3 separate regions of the Homo sapiens genome follow, and all the other regions are linked to region 3. A link is a contact called in ENCODE Hi-C data. All regions are on one chromosome and are shown on one strand. The core of a region is the stretch at or near the end of the contact, and the rest is flanking DNA. Distances in the headings are between cores, read along the strand shown. Region 1 holds the start of CKAP2L (cytoskeleton associated protein 2 like). Region 2 holds the start of BCL2L11 (BCL2 like 11). Region 3 holds the start of ANAPC1 (anaphase promoting complex subunit 1).

Region 1 (4,131 bases), core at 208-2,707, 880 kb after region 3:
GAGAGTAAATGTCATGCCCAAAGTTACCCAGCTAATATGTGGCAATTCCAGGACTTGAAAACAGGCTTTTCTAACCCTGGAGCTCACAGCCACTGTTCTCAGCTACAACAGTCTGTTTTGAAGAATTTCTGTTACTGGCCCACCTGAGCTGGTGAGCCAGGCCTGGTCTTACGTCTTTTGTTTTTTTACAGGGATGATGATTTTTACCCACAAACCCTTATATGGCTTCCTTTGTTGGTACTAAGGATAAAATACGCCCGGTCTGCTCACGGCAGACACCTATACTATGGTGACTTTCTACGCAAGCCATTTGTGAGGGGATGACAAGTCAATAATTTCTGCCTTCAAGAACTTTCAAACTAGTAGTGGAGATAAAATCAACACAGCAACAATTACAGTATAAGGTAAAATCTAAGGGCCATAAGAGACGAAAAGAAGTATGGGAGTTCAGAGGTAGGGCATAAATGAGGGGAGTAGGTGGCTAGAAAAGGTTAAAAGTAAATAATGATGTGAAGGAAGACAAAAAGACGACAGGGGTGCCAAACGACTCTTAACCTCATCTGAACGGAGTTGCCCTGTTTTGCTCTCTGATGCTCATGTATCTATCCTTAGAGACAGCTTGGCGGGCAATGTAGAGCGTAGGGGCTGACATAGGGGGTTGGAGTCCCACCTCCGTGACTTCTAGCAAATTAGCAAACTTTGCTGCTGCTAAGCCTATAAGGCGGACAGAAATGCCATCTTTAAAGCTTGTTATGTAAAGTGCCTAGGACCTCGTAGGCATCAACAGGAATAATGGATGAAACAAAACAACGGTGCGTATCTTGGAGAAAGTGGCATCTGAGCAGGAGTATTTTGAAAGGTAGGAAAGGGCTCCAAGCACATCTAAGAGATTAGGGAACGCAGAAGCCTTAGCCCTGGGTGCAGATTTAACCAATCAACTTCTAACCACCGCAGGCTGAGAGGTGTGGAGTGAGAGCCCCGCCAGAGGCAGGAGACCCGGGCTTCGGCCAGACCCCGCCTCCTGGCACAGAGGACCACGCCCGGCTCTGCCTGGAGCCAAATGTGGATCAAAACAGCGCGCAGCTTCCCACTGCTGGTGAAAACCCGAGCAAGGGGCCTCAGTTTCTTTATCCGGAACGTGGTGACAATGACATCTCTTTGCAAGGCTGCTGCAGGGCTTTCTGGAAATACGCCCGTGAGGTATCTGGGCCTGCGCACAGCCTCCCCCGCCCAGGACCCAGACGTCTACCTGGGGGTCCCGTCTGCGCTCCCGGGATGGAAAACGCCCAGGGGAAACTTAGGCAGGCGAGCGGACGGGCACCTCCCGCGGGACGAACTCACTCGGTGGCCTCCTACTTCCCCGGCCGTGTTCCAACGCCTGAGAATAACGGGAACAGCGGTCGTACTCACCGACAGCGGCAGCAGCGGTAGGCCCGGGCCCCACCATGACTCTTCAGTGACAGTTTTTCTTCAAACGCCGCGCCTGTAGCCAGGACCGGCGTGCCGCGCGTCCACGCGTCCTCATTGGCTCCTGCGGGTTTGAAACTCGCTAGTCGTCAGCACGGGAGGGCGGGACAACAGGCAATAGGCTCTTTGCGGTTGGCTCTGGCCTTGAGAACCCGACCTTGGGGCCCTTTGATTGGAAGAACGTGCAGCGCACCTCGGCATTGAGGGCGGCTTCCTCGGGGCGCGGCGCCGCCCGCCTCTGAGTGCGCCTGTGAGTGCGCCTCCGAGTGGGCGTGGGACCCTCCGTGGGGGCCTCAGCCGGGCTGGTGGTTGGGGGGCGGTTACGCTGAATCCAGCTGGGGTTGGCGCGCCGGGAGTCCCTGGGCGGAGAGACAGGGCGGTCCTCCCAGGATGCTGGGGCCGCTACCTGATTCTGTCCTTTCAAAGTCTCAGACTCACAGGAGCTGTGAAAAAATAATATTATAAAGAGGACATATGGGTCTTATGCATCTAAAGGCTCCTAGTTCTTAGTACTGCAGGGTGGCTCGTTTAATTGTGGTAAAATATGCATAACATCACATATACCATTTTAACCATTTTAAAGTGTTAAATTTTTCAAAAATGTGCAGTTTAGTGGTATTAAGTACCCTCACATTGTGGCACAGCCACCACTACTGTCCTTTCCAGAACTTTTTCATCTTCCCAAATGAAACCCTGTACCCGTCACTAACTCCGCACTCCTCCCTCCCCCAGCCCCAGGCAATCACCATTCTAGTTTCTGTCTCTATGGATTTGACAACTGTAGGTGCCATATAAGTAGAATCATGCAGTATTTGTTCTGTGACTGGCTTGTTTCACTTAGCATAAAGTATTCAAGGTTCATCCATGTGTAGCATGTGTCAGAATTTCCTTTCCTTTTAAGGGGGAATAGCATTTCGTTGTGTGGAGATGCCACATTTTGCTTCTTGGTCCATCCCTCTCCGGACACTTGAGTTGCTTCCACTTTTTGGCTATTGTGAATAATAATATGAACATGAATGCACAAATAACTCTTTGAGACTCTCCTTTTCATTCTTTTGGGTATATACCACGAAGTGGTATTGTTGGATCAAACGGCAATTCTATTTTTAATTTTTTGAGAAACTGCCTTACTCCTCTCACGGTGATCTCTTGTTCAAGGTATATTTTCGATTTCACCTGATCAGCTGACTATAAGGCCATAAGGCTAACGGAGAAACGCAGGCCTAGTTTCTCCTAGTTACTAGGAGATCGCAGGCCTCGTTGTCCTGAATCCCTAGACACACTTCATTCCCCTTGTTTTAATCCTAAATTTTTTTTCTTTTGAAGTTTGTCCTGTTTCATCTATTCTCCAGTTTCTTAAAGAGGTCTGGAAAATGCTTTTGGCTCCTTGTGTATGAAGGTTCCTCTTCCATGGATGCTGGAGAAGTCGTGTGTGGAGGGGCAGTCATATCTGGGCACCTGTTGGCCAGGTTCAGCTTACCAGTTGGGTACTCAGCAGGGCATGAAGCCACTGCAGCAGCCCTTCTCTTTAGCCGTAAATAGGGAGTTTGGAAGAGAGCCAGGGTTTCTGGATTTATGCATTTTGATATTTTCAATAGTGTATTAAATGTTTAAAATAGGAAAACTGATCATTATTTTTGTTAATGACTGAGAAAGGGACTCCTTCACCAACAGTTTCAGAAAAGTGAAGGCGGTTTTGTTTTGGTCTTTGTAGAATCTAGGTGGTTGAATGCATGTCAGTTGTAGAAGTCACCTTGCCTGATATCCCACGCAGTGCTGGAGTATTCCACAGACCCCATGTAGGTACTGCACCTTTGCAGGTATACTGCTGGTGTTGGTGAGCTGCCTTACCTGTCCTGTTATTGGAGACCCCTGCTTATTAGGAAACTTAAAATGAACTCAAATGAGCTTCCTTGCTTACTGGTCCTAGTCCTTTGGAGCAACATAGGCCAGTTCTGCCTCGTTTTTTTCCATCCTTTGGGTATTTGACGGTCTATTTTGTAGGACACAAAATGTGGGAAAATAGCTAGGCAGGTTTAAAAATTCTCAACTCTACCAAGCATGGTGGCTTATGTCTGTAATCAATCCCAGCACTTTGTGAAGCTGAGGCAAGAGGATTGCTTGAGCCTAGGAGTTTGAGACCAGACTGGGCAACATAGCAAGACCTCGTTTCTTAAAAAAAAAAAAAAAATTACAAAAATTAACCAGGCATGGTGGCACACACCTGTAGTCCCTTCTACTCAGGAGGCTGAGGTGGGAGGATCACTTGAGCCCAAAAGTTGAAGGCTGCAGTGCACTGTGGTCATGCCACCGCACTCCAGCATGGGAGGCAGAGCAAGACCCTGTCTCCAAATAAATAAATAAATTAAATTCTTAACTCATTCATCAAAGTATCCACTGTAGCTTTCCATGATCCTGGTGTTGTTTTTTTTAGAAGGATCTGGCTCCATTGCCCGGCTAGAGTGCAGTGGCATGATCTCAGCTCACTGCAGCCCCCACCTCTCTGGCTTAAGCGATCATCCCACTTCAGTCACCCATCTGGGTAATTTTTGTATTTTTTGTAGAGATGGGGTTTTGCCATGTTGCCCCAGGTTGGTCTTGAACTCCTGGCTCAAGCGATCCATCTGCCTCCATCTCCTAAAGTGTTGGGATTACAGGTGTGAG
Region 2 (4,159 bases), core at 981-3,480, 760 kb before region 3:
TTCATTCTTGTTTCTTTCAGCACAAGCCATCCTCCCTTCTCCCTCCCTCCACGTCTCTTGGCAGAGACAGAAAGGGACACCGCTCTGCCCGCGTCCAGCGCGAAGGAGGTGACCTAAAACCCATGGGCCCTTCTCACACTGCGTTCTCTGCGCTCCGGCCCAGTTCCGGGAGGACCTCCCGACGGCGCGGGAGAAGGCTGTAAGGGCTCTTGGCCCCCGACGCGGCCTGGGTCTCGGGGGACGCATGAACCCGCCACCTCTGGCCGGCTTCCTTTTAGTGCCCCAAATAGCAGCGCTTAGCCCGTTGCTTCCCCCGACTCTTGTTTTTCAAAGTGTTCACAGGGTCGCGAGAGCGAGCGACGCGGGGGCGGCGAGGCTGCAAGGCTGCACAGGAACAGACGACAAGAAATAGGGCTTTCTTCTGCGTGGTTCTTTTCCGGTCCCTGTCTGAGTCGCCCGACCCCGCGGGGAGCGCGGAGCATTGCGGCGTGCGGCGGGCTTCGGGCTCTCAGCCCGCGCAGCAAGTTGTGTTGCTTTTCCCCGGGTGCGACGCGGGACGGCCGCGAAGAGCAAAGTTCGTCCGCGGTAGGAACTTCGAGGCCCGGTTAGGACCGATCTCCGGCCTCCGAGTCTACTTAGCCGTGTCCACGCTCGTGCCTTTTCCCTCTTGCAGCGAAATAACTGGGCGGGGCCCGACGCGCGTCCTCCAGCGACTCCGGGAACCCAAGGCCTCCTTCACCTCGCTCAAAATTCACCCGAAAATGCGCTGAGACTTTGGCATGGGGCTGCGCTGTGTCCCACTGACGTTACAGAAGCGCTTATGAATTTAAAAACTGCTCCAGGCGGCCGGACGGCGGGACAACGCCTCCTCACTTGCTCCTCTACGGCAAGGCCCCTTCCTTCTCCCTGCCGGCTGCGGTGGTGTGTAGGGTGGTCCCTTTACAGAGTTTCCTTAATCCATCTAGCCTGACCTCACCTGCGGGATGTTCCATTTCCCGATCCACCTCCCACACCCCCGCTGCAGTTGTCTAGAAGCTGGGGCTGGGGAACTGAGGCGCGGGAGGAGCAGACAGGAGGGCCGGGGTTGGGGCGCCAGCCACGCGTTGGGAGAGCAGACCCGGGTGCAGACTCAGAGGACTGGAGAGGCGGCATGGAGTTTGGTCTCCTGGGAGGTAGAGTGAGGTGCTGCGGACTCCAGGGAGGAAAGGGATGGGTGGGGAGGCGGGAGGGGAGGAGGGACGGGGTATTTTGCGCTCCCGCACCGCGGCCCGAACTCAGCTGTTCTGCCTTCACTGGCCTCAGCCAGTCGAGGGAGCTCCTACGAGGTTATCTGCGAGCCCAGCAAATCTTGGGGGTCCTAGCCAAATGCAGTGCGCAACGTTCTCTCTCACTTGGAGGCCGCCATTCACCTCGTTTTTTTTTTTCCTAAAAGGATTTTTTTTTCTGAGTGCTTTTTTCATTTCCCTATTTTACCTGCTTTGCACATGCCTCCCGCCCTCACCCGGGAGGCGGCGAAGACGCCCACTGGGACCGCGCCTGGCCGTTTTCTGGGCGCGTCCTGCCCCCACGGCCTCTGTCTCTTAGGGCGACTGGGCGCGGAAGAAAAGCTGGAGAGCCCCTGCGGGGTGGCAGGAGGAGGGTGCCTGAGTCCCGCGAGAGGCCCGGGCGAGGAAGATGCGCAGCCTGCTGATCCGCGTCCCGCCCGGCGCCAGGGACCCTCAGAGGGAGGAGAGCTCAAAGACCTCGCCCCGCGCCTTCGCGAGGACCAACCCAGTCCCCGCGCCTGCCCCAGAGCGGCTTAGAAACTCAGGGCACAGTGAGAGCGCAGGGCGCCTCCCGAGGCTTCACACCGCCGGCCGGGCCAGCGGAGGCTGTGACCGGAGCGCCCCCTCTGTGCCGCGCACGCCGCGGCCGCCGCCGGGTTGGGGTAGGTGAGCGGGAGGCTAGGGTACACTTCGGGGTGGGGGATGGGCGCGCACATGGCCGCCAGCAGGCAGAGTTACTCCGGTAAACACGCCAGGGACGGCGGCGCGCGCGGGAGGCAACCCAGCGGGGCAACCCCCGCCTTTACCTGTCCGAGCCTGCACGCGCCGGCGGCCGCGGCGCCGAGGGGGGCGGAGCTTGCCAGCCCGCGCGCCGGGGCGGGACCTAGCGGGGGCGGGGTCCGCAGTGATTGGGCGTAGGAGCGGGGCCGCCAGCCAGAGCTGGGCTGCAGGGCCGCGCAGGTTTCACTTCGCTCCGCGCAGCCGCCTGGTCTGCAGTTTGTTGGAGCTCTGCGTCCAGCGCCGCTGCCGCTGCCGCCGCCGCCGCCGCCGCCGCCGCCGCCGCCGCCGCCGCCACTACCACCACTTGATTCTTGCAGCCACCCTGCGAACCCTGCCACACTGCGATCGCATCATCGCGGTATTCGGTTCGCTGCGTTCCCGCCGCCACCGCCTCGGCGCCCTTTCTTGGCCCTTGTTCCCCCAAATGTCTGACTCTGACTCTCGGACTGAGAAACGCAAGGTAAATACCTCCAAATCCCGGGGCGCGGGCCTGGCACCGAAGGAAGACTAGCGCTGGAGCCCGAACGGCACCACCTACTGCCCGCTTCCCGTGCACGTGCGAGCGGAGACGCTTGCATCGGCGCCGCTTGTCGCCGGCGGGAGGTGGGGATCCGTGTGGATCGGGTTCCCTCTCGGGCAGGTTCTCTTTAAAGAAAAGTCGTTCACGCGGAACCTGCAGGCTCTTGGCCGAAGTGCGGCTTGGGACGGGATGCTGCGCGCGGGCCTGGTGAAGGGTCGTAGGTCCGGGCAGGAGGAGAGGCAGCGCGTGCCTTTCGGCGCCGGCCCGGGAGCTGAGGACCTGCTCGTAGTATCGGGCTGTGCGCCCAGCTGGAAAGTCTCGCCGCCGGCTCCGGCGCCCTCAGAGTAGCGGCCGCGCAGTGTGAGGGTGTTTCGTGTCTTGGTTTTTTGGGGCGCGTGGGCCTGTTGCGGAGGATTTGCGGAACTGCGGTGGTGATTTAACTGACGAGACACGGCTTTTCCTTTTACTCATTCAGGCCAAGGTTTCGGGGCCACTGCTGCGTTCGCTTTCTCAAGCGTACCTGGGGCCCCTGCTTGCTCTGCAGGAGTCCTGCGGCCTGTGCCATCCGCACGATTCCCTGGCAGCGAGAAATCTAGGTCCTCCCCTGACCACCTGGACCGCGCAGGGGACTAGTCGCGGCCGGCAGAACCTGCTCGGTCCCTGGGCCGGGCTATCTTAGCGGCTCACGCATGCCCGAGCACACCCGACCCGGTTCGCGGTGCAGGCTGGCGGCGCCGTGCCCTCTGGGACCTGTTGCCCCAGGGTTGGCGCTGCTGGTGGAGGGCCCGACGGACGCCAGGGCGGAGGGTGTGAATTTACTCGATGGTCGCGGACGTGCGCGTCCGCGGCCAGGGGTGGCTCTTCGGCTTTGACTCGTGTCTGCGGCGCACCAGGAGAGAGAGGAAGTTGTTGGAGGAGAATAGTTGCCACAGCCAGGGCGGTGACGGCCGTTAGGGTCTGCCCCCGACGGGCCAAAACAAGGACAAGTGGCGAGGACTGGGCCTGGGGATGGCCCTGCGGGTCCGGGCGCGGCGCAAGTCCTGCTTTGTCTCCAGGTGACTGGCTGTCCAGGACGGCGGGAGCTGCTAAGGCTTGTGTCCGGAAGGAGCACAGGGATGGGCAGGGTGGCCGGGCCAGCCGGCCCTCAAATCCTCCGACGAAGCGGCAGCCGCCACGACCACGGCCAGAGCAGCGCTCGGAGGCGAGTTTGTCAACAATCGCCTCGCCTTTGGCGGCCTGACCCGTAGGCGCCGCCCCCACCGCGGCTGCCGATTGGCTGCGGCGCGGAGCGACCGCGCGCGGACCAATTGGGAACGCGGGCACCCGGCGCCAGCGGCGCGGGGAGGTCGGCGGTGCCGGCGGCGGCGGGCGCAGAGCGCGAGGGGAGGAGCGGGAGGAGGCGGAGGATGTTCCCGGCGGCTGCGGCCGGGGCAGCGCGGGCCAGAGGCGCGGCGTGCGGAGCCCTCGGCTGCCCGGCGGAGCGCGGCGGCGGGCTGGCGGGAAGGCGCGGGCTTTGCGCTGCGCCGGGGACTCTGAACCCGAGTCCCGGGCTTTGTCTCCTGCGCTGCTTTCGTGGTGACGGTCAGGGGGCGCC
Region 3 (3,967 bases), core at 1,236-3,735:
TATACCATGTTCCTATAGACAGCATTTTTAATGTTAGGAGCCTAAGACTTTTGAGATGATGCAAGCTAGTCTTAAGACCCCATCAAGGAACCACATTAGCATGAGAATGTGGTTTATCTCTCTGTCCTATGACTTCATCCTTCATTCTCTGACCAATCAATACCTTAACCCACTACCCTCTCTTTAAAACCTCTGGACCGGGTGCGGTGGCTCACGCCTATAATCCCAGCACTGTGGGAGGCCAAAGCAGGCGGATCACTAGGTCAGGAGATCGAGACCATCCTGGCTAACATGGTGAAACTCCATCTCTACTAAAAATACAAAAAATTAGCTGGACTTGGTGGCGGGCACCTGTAGTCCCAGCTACTCGGGAGGCTGAGGCAGGAGAATGGCGTGAACCCAGGAGGCGGAGGTTGCAGTGAGCCGAGATCATGCCATTGTACTCCAGCCTGGGCAACAGAGCAAGACTCTGTCTCAAAAAAAAAACCAAAAGCAAAAAAAAAACCTCTAGACCTTAACTCTTTGGGGAGGCTGACTTGAAGTTTCCTCAGTCTCCTAGTTCGGTGGCCCTGCAAGTAAAACACTTTATCTGCTGCAATCCCCGTTGTTTCCGTGTATTGACTTGCTGCTCATAGGGCAAGAATCCTATATGGTTACACAAACAGCCAAAGCCTATGTAGTTCCTTTGCAGCTCCTCCAAAGCCACAAAGTTATTTTGCTGTGAATTAAATGTTATTCTTGGCCAGGCACGATGGCTCACGCCTGCAATCCCAGCACTTTGGGAGGCTGAGGCGCGAGGATCACCTGAGGTCAGGAGTTTGACACAAGCCTGGCCAACATGGTCAAACCCTGTCTCTACTAAAAATACAAAAAAAAAAAAATTACTCAGGCATGGTGTGGGCGCCTGTAATCCCAGCTACTTGGGAGGCTAAGGCAAGAGAATCGCTTCAACCTGGGAGGCAGAGGTTGCAGTGAGCCGAGATCGCGCCATTGTACTCCAGCCTGGGGGACAAGAGCAAAACTCCGTCTCAAAAAAAAAAAAAAGAAAAGTTATTCTGGATATAATTATGTCACAAAACATGACACAAGTTTTGTTCTTCCTCCTGCTAGAAATAAATGAGTACTGGGACACTTGAACTTGGAACACAAGTAAAAAGTGCCTTATAAAACTTACAAGGGGCAGGGCGTGGTGGCTCACGCCTGTAATCCCAGCACTTTGGGTGGCCGAGACGGGTGGATCACGAGGTCAGGAGTTCAAGATCAGCCTGGCCAAGATGGTGAAACCCCATCTCTACTAAAAATACAAAAATTAGCCAGACAGTGATGGCGGGCGCCTGTAATCCCAGCTACTTGGGAGGCTGAAGCAGAGAATTGCTTGAACACGGGAGCCAGAGGTTACAGTGAGCTGAGATGGCGCCACTGCACTCCAGCCTAGGAGACAGAACAAGACTCCTTCTCAAAAAAAAAAAAAAAAAGAAAACCCCACAAAAAAAAAAACCTTAAAAGAAAACAAAATTCAGCTGGTCTTCCTATATTTTATTCAACAGAATAACCAACATCAACGAACTTTTGACTTTATGAAACTTTAGTTCTGCAATTTTATAATGTTATTTTCTTATAACTTTGAGAGAAAATTACAGAATTGTTAAAGAATTATCATTTTGTACCGATTAATGCCACATATTTAATACTTTTTCAGTACCCCAAACTTTTAGAAATGTTTTTACTTGTTAGGTGCAACATAAACAGCTACACGTAAAAATACTATTAAATTTATATGCTATAAATAACAGTATCAGCAATGATTCCTACAAACACTACCCTGCCAAAAAAAAAAAAAAGAGACCCAAATGCACACTAACGGGAGCTTAAGTCTCCACAAGAGCTTCCCCAGCCTTTCTAGAGGACGGTGAAAACAGGCTGAGAGCCCGAGGCTCAGAAAAACAGCTCAGAGGGGCTGGAGGCCAGTCTGAAAGCTGAGGCTGCACATGGGATGCTACGCACAGCTCAGGAAAGAGGTTGGCAAGCAGGAGCCGGAAGGAGCACCCCAGCCCGCAGGCCAGGAGCGCCCGCAGGCCCCCTCAGCCCCGGAGCACGCTCAAGGCCCTCCCTCGGGTTCCCAGTACCCCGGGTTTCCAGACCTACGGCCACCAGGGGAGGCTCGGCCTCGGGACGGGTGCGAGAGTCACGCGGCGCGCGACAGACCACCAAGTGCTGCGGTACGGCGCCCGCACCTGTATAACTCGGGACGCGTCAGGCGCGGCGAGCCCCGGCTGCTCCCCGGAGGCGCAGGGGCCGAGGAGGCCCGAGGGCAGCGGCGGGGTCCTTCACAGTGACTCTTGGGCCGCAGCAGCTTCTCATTCCCTCTCCCTCCCCTATTCTGGAGGAAGAACGGGCAACAGCAGCGGGCTCGAGTGCTAATGGCAGGAAGGCGTGCGAGACGTTCAAATGGACGCGTCCATCTTGACTTTCCCGTCTTGCCTCGCGCCGGGGCGGGGCATCGCGGGAGGTGCGCGGCGTCCTAGCAGTCCTGGCGCCTGCGCTGTTGAGGGAAGACCGCGGCGGGTTACAACTTGGGGGCTATTTCCACCTTCCGTGCGACTGATGCGAACCCCGAAGCCGGACTCTGTCTGCTACAGTCCTGGCGTCCAAGTTCTCTTTAGCTCATGTCACTAGGGACCTGAACTGCCTTATAGATCTCAGGGTTTTTTCTTCTGGTTTCGCTTCCGCCTCCTGACCCCACGTGGAGGTAGGCACCTCAGGCTGAGGGTGGGGAGCAGGGGTTGCTGATTTTCTCTACGTGCAGTGAATGCTCTATGCCTTTTTCGGTCCATACTCTTCGAAGAGTGGATGAACTGTGTGAAGGTCCTCACAGAAACGTTGCTTGCAATTCCCAGATTCAGAGACACTTCTTAAGGCGATTCAAAGACCCAAGTTAAGAACCCCAGCGGCCACTCGCGCCTGTAATCCCAGCACTTTGGGAGGCGAGGCGACAGGATTGCTGGAGCCCAAGAGTTTGAAACCAGCCTGGGCAATATAGCGAGACCCTGTCTCCACAAAAGAAAAATTTTTTTAATTAGCCTGGAGGCGTGGTGCGCACCTGTAGTCCCAGCTGCTTGGGAGTCTGGAGGATCACTTGAGCAGGGAGTTTGAGGCCACAGTGAGCTATGATCGCGCCACTGCACTCCATCCAGCCTGGGCAACAGAGCAAGACCTTGTCTCAAAAAAAAAAAAAAAAAAAGAATGGGTTATAGGAGAAAGGTTAGAAACAAAGATTCATGAAACAGTTAAATACAAATATACCTAATTGATATTTTAAACTTTTGTTTGTGTGTGTGTGTGTGTGTGTGTGTGTGTGTGTGTGTGTTTTTCTTGAGACAGAGTCTCGCTCTTTCGCCCAGGCTGGAGTGCCGTGGCACAATCTCGGCTCACTGCAACCTCCGCCTCCCGAGTTCAAGCAATTCTCCTGCATCAGCCTTCCAAGAAGGTGGGATTACAGGCGCCCGCCACCACGTCCAGCTAACTTTTGTATTTTTAGTAGAGACAGGGTTTCACCACGATGGCCAGGCTGGTCTCGAACTCCTGACCTCGTGATCCTCCCGCCTCGGCCTCCCAAAGTGCTAGGATTACAGGCGTGAGCCACTGCGCCCGGCCAATATTTTAAACTTTTTTAAAAAAAAAAAGTTTAGCAACCCCATCAAAAAGTGGGCGAAGGACGTGAACAGACACTTCTCAAAAGAAGACATTTATGCAGCCAAAAAACACATGAAAAAATGCTCACCATCACTGGCCATCAGAGAAATGCAAATCAAAACCACAGTGAGATACCATCTCACACCAGTTAGAATGGTAATCATTAAAAAGTCAGGAAACAACAGGTGCTGGAGAGGATGTGGAGAAATAGGAACACTTTTACACTGTTGGTGGGACTGTAAACTAGTTCAACCCTTGTGGAAGTCGGTGTGGC

What was found. Hi-C counts contacts between places; a loop is a spot of excess contacts on that map. Pooled maps may share reads with other maps.
Region 1: a map of OCI-LY7 shows a loop between it and region 3 (6-fold over the local background). The contact joins the promoter of CKAP2L here to the promoter of ANAPC1 in region 3. A Hi-C loop is called at or near these places in 2 of 168 maps with a recorded cell type or tissue (CD4-positive, alpha-beta T cell and OCI-LY7), 1 of 37 single-sample maps with no recorded cell type and 6 of 50 pooled maps.
Region 2: a loop to region 3 is called in a map of CD8-positive, alpha-beta T cell, with 4 times the contacts of the local background. The contact joins the promoter of BCL2L11 here to the promoter of ANAPC1 in region 3. A Hi-C loop is called at or near these places in 2 of 168 maps with a recorded cell type or tissue (CD8-positive, alpha-beta T cell and naive thymus-derived CD4-positive, alpha-beta T cell), 1 of 37 single-sample maps with no recorded cell type and 9 of 50 pooled maps.

What each region holds. Positions count from the first base shown.
Region 1 is chr2:112,763,152-112,767,282 of GRCh38, forward strand. CKAP2L (cytoskeleton associated protein 2 like) reads right to left here and starts at 1,458. Exons shown (of 9, transcript NM_152515.5): 1 at 1,411-1,458. The coding sequence starts at 1,447. RefSeq lists an enhancer at 1,088-1,227 and a silencer at 1,678-1,837.
Region 2 is chr2:111,118,684-111,122,842 of GRCh38, forward strand. BCL2L11 (BCL2 like 11) reads left to right here and starts at 2,231. Exons shown (of 4, transcript NM_138621.5): 1 at 2,231-2,505. RefSeq lists enhancers at 1,436-1,515, 2,666-2,785 and silencers at 1,796-2,335, 2,669-2,963, 3,756-4,159.
Region 3 is chr2:111,881,708-111,885,674 of GRCh38, forward strand. It overlaps ANAPC1 (anaphase promoting complex subunit 1), which reads right to left and starts at 2,486. Exons shown (of 48, transcript NM_022662.4): 1 at 2,235-2,486. RefSeq lists enhancers at 1,723-2,516, 2,860-3,009.